Linked DNA regions of Homo sapiens: region 1 is linked to region 2. A link is a loop called in an ENCODE intact Hi-C map of the cell type or tissue named here. Cell type or tissue: GM12878. All regions are shown on one strand. Each heading gives the region's core, and the rest is flanking DNA. Links, peaks and the distances in the headings are about the cores only.

Evidence for each region. A loop is a pair of places that touch in the nucleus more often than their neighbours do. Peaks named below come from ENCODE experiments on the same cell type or tissue, not always from the same donor. Only the 100,000 strongest peaks of a DNase experiment are listed, where the experiment ranks them.
Region 1: it touches region 2 in a loop (2.8-fold over the local background); 1 of 110 quality-filtered maps calls a loop at or near these places.

What each region holds. Positions count from the first base shown.
Region 1 is chr15:60,634,308-60,637,229 of GRCh38, reverse strand. All of the region lies in intron 2 of RORA (RAR related orphan receptor A), which reads left to right. It overlaps LOC105370846 (a long non-coding RNA gene), which reads right to left. Exons shown (of 5, transcript XR_007064663.1): 2 at 2,306-2,380. Among named protein-coding and RNA genes, the nearest start is that of RORA-AS2, 46 kb to the left of the region's middle. RefSeq lists enhancers at 2,302-2,351, 1,567-2,380. In GM12878, for the core only: no CTCF peak of the experiment used is centred there; DNase peaks (open chromatin) are centred at 1,269 and 2,206; H3K27ac peaks cover 1,476 bases.
Region 2 is chr15:60,794,756-60,797,677 of GRCh38, reverse strand. All of the region lies in intron 1 of RORA (RAR related orphan receptor A), which reads left to right. Among named protein-coding and RNA genes, the nearest start is that of RORA-AS4, 33 kb to the right of the region's middle. RefSeq lists an enhancer at 1,301-1,480. In GM12878, for the core only: no CTCF peak of the experiment used is centred there; a DNase peak (open chromatin) is centred at 1,617; H3K27ac peaks cover 539 bases.

The sequences.
Region 1 (2,922 bases), core at 236-2,735, 160 kb after region 2:
AAATGACATTAATCAATTCAGTCAGTTTCAGAAAGACATTAATATACTGTGAATATAAATTGATACAGCTTTCTTGGCGATAGGTACTAAAGTCTTGAAAATGATGATACTCTTTGATTTGGTAATCCTACTTCCAGTAGATTATTCTAAGGAAATAATTTAAAAAGTAAAGATTAATGCACACAAAAACCATGTTTATTTAATACTATTTATAATGGCTAAAATTCTAAACACTCTGAATGTCCTTTATTAGGAAAATTATTAATAAATTATAATATAGTCATATGATGGCAAATTATACTGCCATTAAAATAATATTTAAAGAATTAATAAACACATGAGAAAATATTTTTGATTGAATAAAAAGTAGTATGTGAAATTCTGTGCACAGAATGATTTTAGTTGTGAAGATTTTTAAAAGCATACGAAAAAATAGAGAAAATACTGGCAAGAACCCTCCCTGGATGGTAGTGGTGGTTGCATTTGGCTAATAAGATAATATGATGCGGTGATATTTTGTAGGCTTCTTTTAACTTCTTTCTAAGTTTCAAATTTTCTACCAGGTATATATGTATTATTTTTAGAACCTTTTAAAAAATAAGAAAAATCAAACTACAAAAACAAAAAAGAGCCAATGGTAGGCATCCTTTTCCTTCAGAAATCTATGTCTTGTACTGGTTAGTAGGGATAATCAGATACTTCTAAGCCAAGAGTGGTACTATTACCTACTTTTATTCAAGTTCACTCCAGAGGGCAGATTGCTAGATGATTTTGGGGGGCGGGGATTCGCTATTAAAAGTAATTGCAAAAACCACAATTACTTTTGCATCAACCTAATACTTTCTCTTCTTGCCCTTTCTCAGGTTTTAGTTTCCTCTTCTCTTTTATTCCTTCCTCCCACATTTGATGCAAGTAAAAGCCAGGGGAATGTAAGCATCACATCCCTACCTCTTTCTAGGAATAGAAAGATGGGATTGTTTTCACCTGTCTTCCAAGCCTGGGTGGACAGACAGTAGATGAAGAACATCGGTTTCTTGTTCAGGAAAGGGAAGAAGTGGTTTCTGTGGGACATGGGTGAGCTTCTTTAGCTCTCATTCTTGTAGAACTAAGGTTTCTAGATACACACAGAACATTCTTCCTCAAGGAGTTCATTTGAGAATCACACAGAGAGACTATTTAACCTGAAGAGAGCTTTCGGCATTTTAAAAATGGCAAGTCTTACAGACTCCATAACCACTACCACTGCTACCACCACAACCACAGAGAGAGCCAGATCTGAAAATACAGGAACTGATCTGAAAATATAGGAACTGAAAATTCAGTCAGTCAAATTTGGAGTTGATTTGGGCAGAGGATAGGAGATGAACAGGCTGAGGATGTTTCTCCAGCCAAGACAAGAGTGCAGCATTTTTTTTAGTTGAAATTAAAAAGAAAATGCAGAGTGTACTTTGTCCCACTCATTTACCCTAACGATCTTCAGCGTGTCTCTGTTTCTAAGGAAGTGGAGGGCCCAAGTCTCTGATTCATTTCCGGAATGCCACATAGCACCCTTGGATGAAAGCTCCTCTATCCAAGACGACTTTGGAAACGCCTTTTAAAGTGTTCTTTCCCTTTACATCTTGGAGTTCCATTTTGATGGCAGAAAGTATATTTTAATCAATAGAGTCAAATGCAGTTAACATCTGAGTACACAGATTTTGAATATGTCTGGCAAGAAACACCTTAATAAAGATGACAACTTGACAACCTCCTACAATTTATTACATAATTAATTGTGGCTATTTTTTAAATATCTAGAACCCAGGAACCAGGAAACTCCAGCTTTTAAAATCAAATTATCTTTGCATTTAGTTCTCCCCCTTTCTCCCTTCTCCACATCAAAAAAATCTAATTTATTCCAAAACACAGAATTCAGCAATACACTACCATCACCCTAAGGTTTAACATTCTTCCTACTAAGAATAAGTTAAAACAGCACATTATCCTCAAATTTGGAGGTTAGGAAGAGAAATATATGGGAAGATATAACAGCTATCCTTAAATTGCAATTTGAGGGCCACCGTCATTTGCATTCTGCTTGCCCTGAGGCGGCACATCGATGTGCAGAGTCATGGTGGCGGCAGCCTGGCCTGGGTGACAGAAACCATTAAAGGGAAGCAGAGGGGCAGGCCGTGCTCCGTGGGTTTCATTAGCTTACTTCTTGTGTAGGAGGCAAAAGGTATCTGCAGGGCTCTGGGCTTGCTAACCAAACCGTTAATCGCTTAGAAACAGCAAGAAGTTCACTAGTGAGATGTTTATCACATACCTGGAACACGAGTTGACTTTCTGTGAGACATCATTCTGGAATGAAAGCCAAAATCTCTCTGCTATTCAGTTGAGGCTGAAAAAACAATCACATCAGAATTAGTAAGGCAAAAGACAAAGAGAGAGAAATGAAAACAAGCCAGTATTCAATGGGGCTAGGGGGAAAATTACCTGGGCTTCAGGAATTACAGGAGAGTTGGGGTTTTGAGAAGGTAAAAAAGTGGGCCAGGTGCGGTGGCTCAAGCTTGTAATCCCAGCACTTTGGAACGCCAAGGCAGGTGGATCACGAGCTCAAGAGATTGAGACCAGCCTGGCCAACATGGTGAAACCCTGTCTCTACTAAAAACACAAAAATTAGCCGGGCGTGGTGGCGGGCGCCTGTAGTCCCAGCTACTCCAGAGGCTGAGGCAGGAGAATCGCTTGAACCCGGGAGGGGGAGGTTGCAGTGAGCCGAGATTGTGTCTCAGTGCTCCAGCCTGGCAACAGAGCGAGACTCTGGCTCAAAAAAAAGAAAAAAAAAAAAAAAGTGGTAGCACTGCTTCTCTCAGAAAGACAAATGTCTGGAATACACAAGTGGCACTGAATGTCTCAGGTCACTGAGAGAGGCTGGACAGAGGA
Region 2 (2,922 bases), core at 215-2,714:
TGTCCTTGGCTGGGCCCGTAAGGAGTTAATATCTCATAAGCAGAGTGCGAGAAGTCTTACATAACTCATTCAGTCTCATCTCATGGGTGTTTTTCTGTAAACTCTGCCAGAACTAATTTCACGGTTTTAAAACAACTCATGGTACCCAAAGAATGTGTAATGAGCTGCCATGAGATGTGATTGTTTCCTGTTTGTAAGGAAAAGACCTGTGGCTTCTTGGGACTTATTAGGAATCATTTCTCAATTAATGTACAACCCAGGCCCTTGGAAAGGCACACACAGTGCAGCAAAGATGGCTTTGGAAGGCTGTCCTGGACAGGAGCTCCAGAACTGTCCCTTCTCCCAGCCACCTCATTCCCACCTATGTATGGCTATCTTTTTTTTAATGGTATAATACACATAATGTACAACTTACCATTTTAATCATTTTTAAGTGTGCAATTCAGTAGCATTTAGGACAATCACAAAGTTATGCAACCATGACACTATCTAGTTCCAGGACATTTTAATTATCCCAAAAGGAAATCCCATTTCCCATTCCCTTCTGCCACTGGCAACCACTAATCTGCTTTCTGCCTCTGTGCAGAAATAATAATAATAATAATAAATATAATTAATAAATATATAGATAATATAATTATATATTATATAAATATATAAATAAAATATATTTAGACATAAATAATGATAAACCTACTCATGGTATTTGTATAAATGGAATAATATATTATGTGGCCTTTTGTGACTGGCTTCTTTCACTGAGCATAATATTTTCAAGGGTCATCCAGGATGTAGCCTGTATGGGTCCTTTATTCTTTTTTTTGTGGCTGAATAATATTCTTTTGTATGAATGTACCACATTTTGTCTATCGACTCATCAGTTGATGAGAAATTGAGGTTGTTTCTACCTTTTTCCAATTGTGAACGGTGCTGTTATGAAGATTTGCATACAAGTTTTTCTTTGAACACTTTCTTTGAGTTCTTTTGGGTATATACCTAGGAGTGAAATTGCTGGATTATATGATCATATGATAATTCTATGTTTGATTTATTGAGGGGCTACCAAATTGCTTTACATAGTGACAACGTTATATTCCAACCAGCATGTACACATAAGGTTTCCAGTTTCCTTACCAACACTTGTTATTTTATTTCTTTTTTTTTTTGGCGGGGGGTGGATAGCCATCCTAGTGGGTATAAAGTGGTATCTGTCTGATTTTCTTTCAGAGTAATTTGTTTTCCCAAATAGTTTAAAGATTTTCAGAGGTGAAAAGCTTATACCGACCTGGTCACTGCCATGGGCTGGCCCAGCCTGACCTGCTAGGTCTCATTACCTCTCCAAGTTTAGAATCAGGCTTCTCCATGTGGGGAAGTCAAAAGGGTGAGTGCCTGGAGAGTCGTGTGCATGGGGAAGCTCTTGAGCTCAAGCCTGTTCCAGCATACATTCTGTGTCTCCCAGCAGAGCTAGAATACCACCCTCACTGTGATACAGAGAGGCACTGAGAGCAGAGAGCCTGGTTCCCGCACCCAGGAGGAGACGTGGCAGAACCACAGCTAAGGCCTGTCTCACTCCTACTTCAGGCTTCTTTCAGTTCTGTCAAGAACCACACATTCACTTTGCACTTCCCTTTTTTGAGGATGCAAAGGTTAAGAAAATGTTATAATGATGATGGTTATATTTGCATAGGCTTTACACATTTTGATACCCACAATGATCCTGTAATGTAGGCAAGACATCAGGTAGTATGATCCCCATTTGAAAGCTGAAGAAACCGAGGCATGAGGCCTTTTGGGTAATTTCCCAAAGTTATCTCCATTACATTACTTTGTCTTATGTAATGTTTTATGGTGGTGCAGTGCCTTACAGTCTACAAGGCATGTCACATCTGGTAGGGATGGAGGTGAGGGGAGAATGGTGGGCTAGGTGAGGGGAGTTGCCATATATAGGGAGGCGCCATAAGGAAGGCCTCCTCTGATTGTCTGTGGTTGACAAATCAACCTGTTGTTTCTGCCTTACTCACCATGGAGGGAGGGAGGGCAGGAAGCTGTTTGAAGTTGTGATATTAGGAGATCAGTGGCTGTTTGAGATCCCTCCTTCATCATTGCATCATATTAGCTACCATATACCACCATGGTATCAAACTGTGCCTCAGCGAAATACAGTTTAAAGACTGAGCCTTCCCTCAGGGAGCTTCCAGTCTAAACAGTTGTCAAATTCTTAGCTCAAAAATACTCTCCCGGGGTTTGGCTGCCCTTTCCAACACAGTTTAGAGAAGAAGAATATAAAAGCAAATTCTACATCTCAAGCAGCCCATTTTGAGTTGGGGTTTTATTTGCTGCTGCTGCTCTTGTTGTTTCGTGGTGAGCACAGGAGTAAAGGTGAAGAGCTCCTGCCAGCCTACAGAAGGTGAATAGCCCATTTGAAACATTGACTTCGGGTTGCCATTTTGAATTCTCTCTATGGCTGTCTCCACCACCAACCACAAACTTCAGGTTGGTTCTTCAGAGGTAAGGACTCTTTTTCCCGGTTCCTGAGGTGGCATACATCTAGTGTGTGGGGATTTTGGATACCTGATATCACCCTATATGCATAGCAAAATGGTGATAGATTATAAATGCCAGTGCTTATGGTAGGTTTCTTGAGGTTTTTATGTAATTGAGAAGCAGTGGGAAGGGGTGTCGCATTTTAGCAACTAAGGTCCAGGATTTGTTTTGAAATGAACCCCTCTGAGGGCAGAATCTCAGCACCACCCATTTTCCACATTTGTGTGGTTGAAGGACAGAAAGTGGACAGGCAGAACTCCAGGCCTACGGTGCTTGTGAGCAGTGAGCCCTAGGATATGGGCGCATGAGGCACAGCACCCTTCTAAACAGAAAGCAAGTAAGGAAGCCAGGTGCTTTTTCTCTGCCTCTGGTTGAATG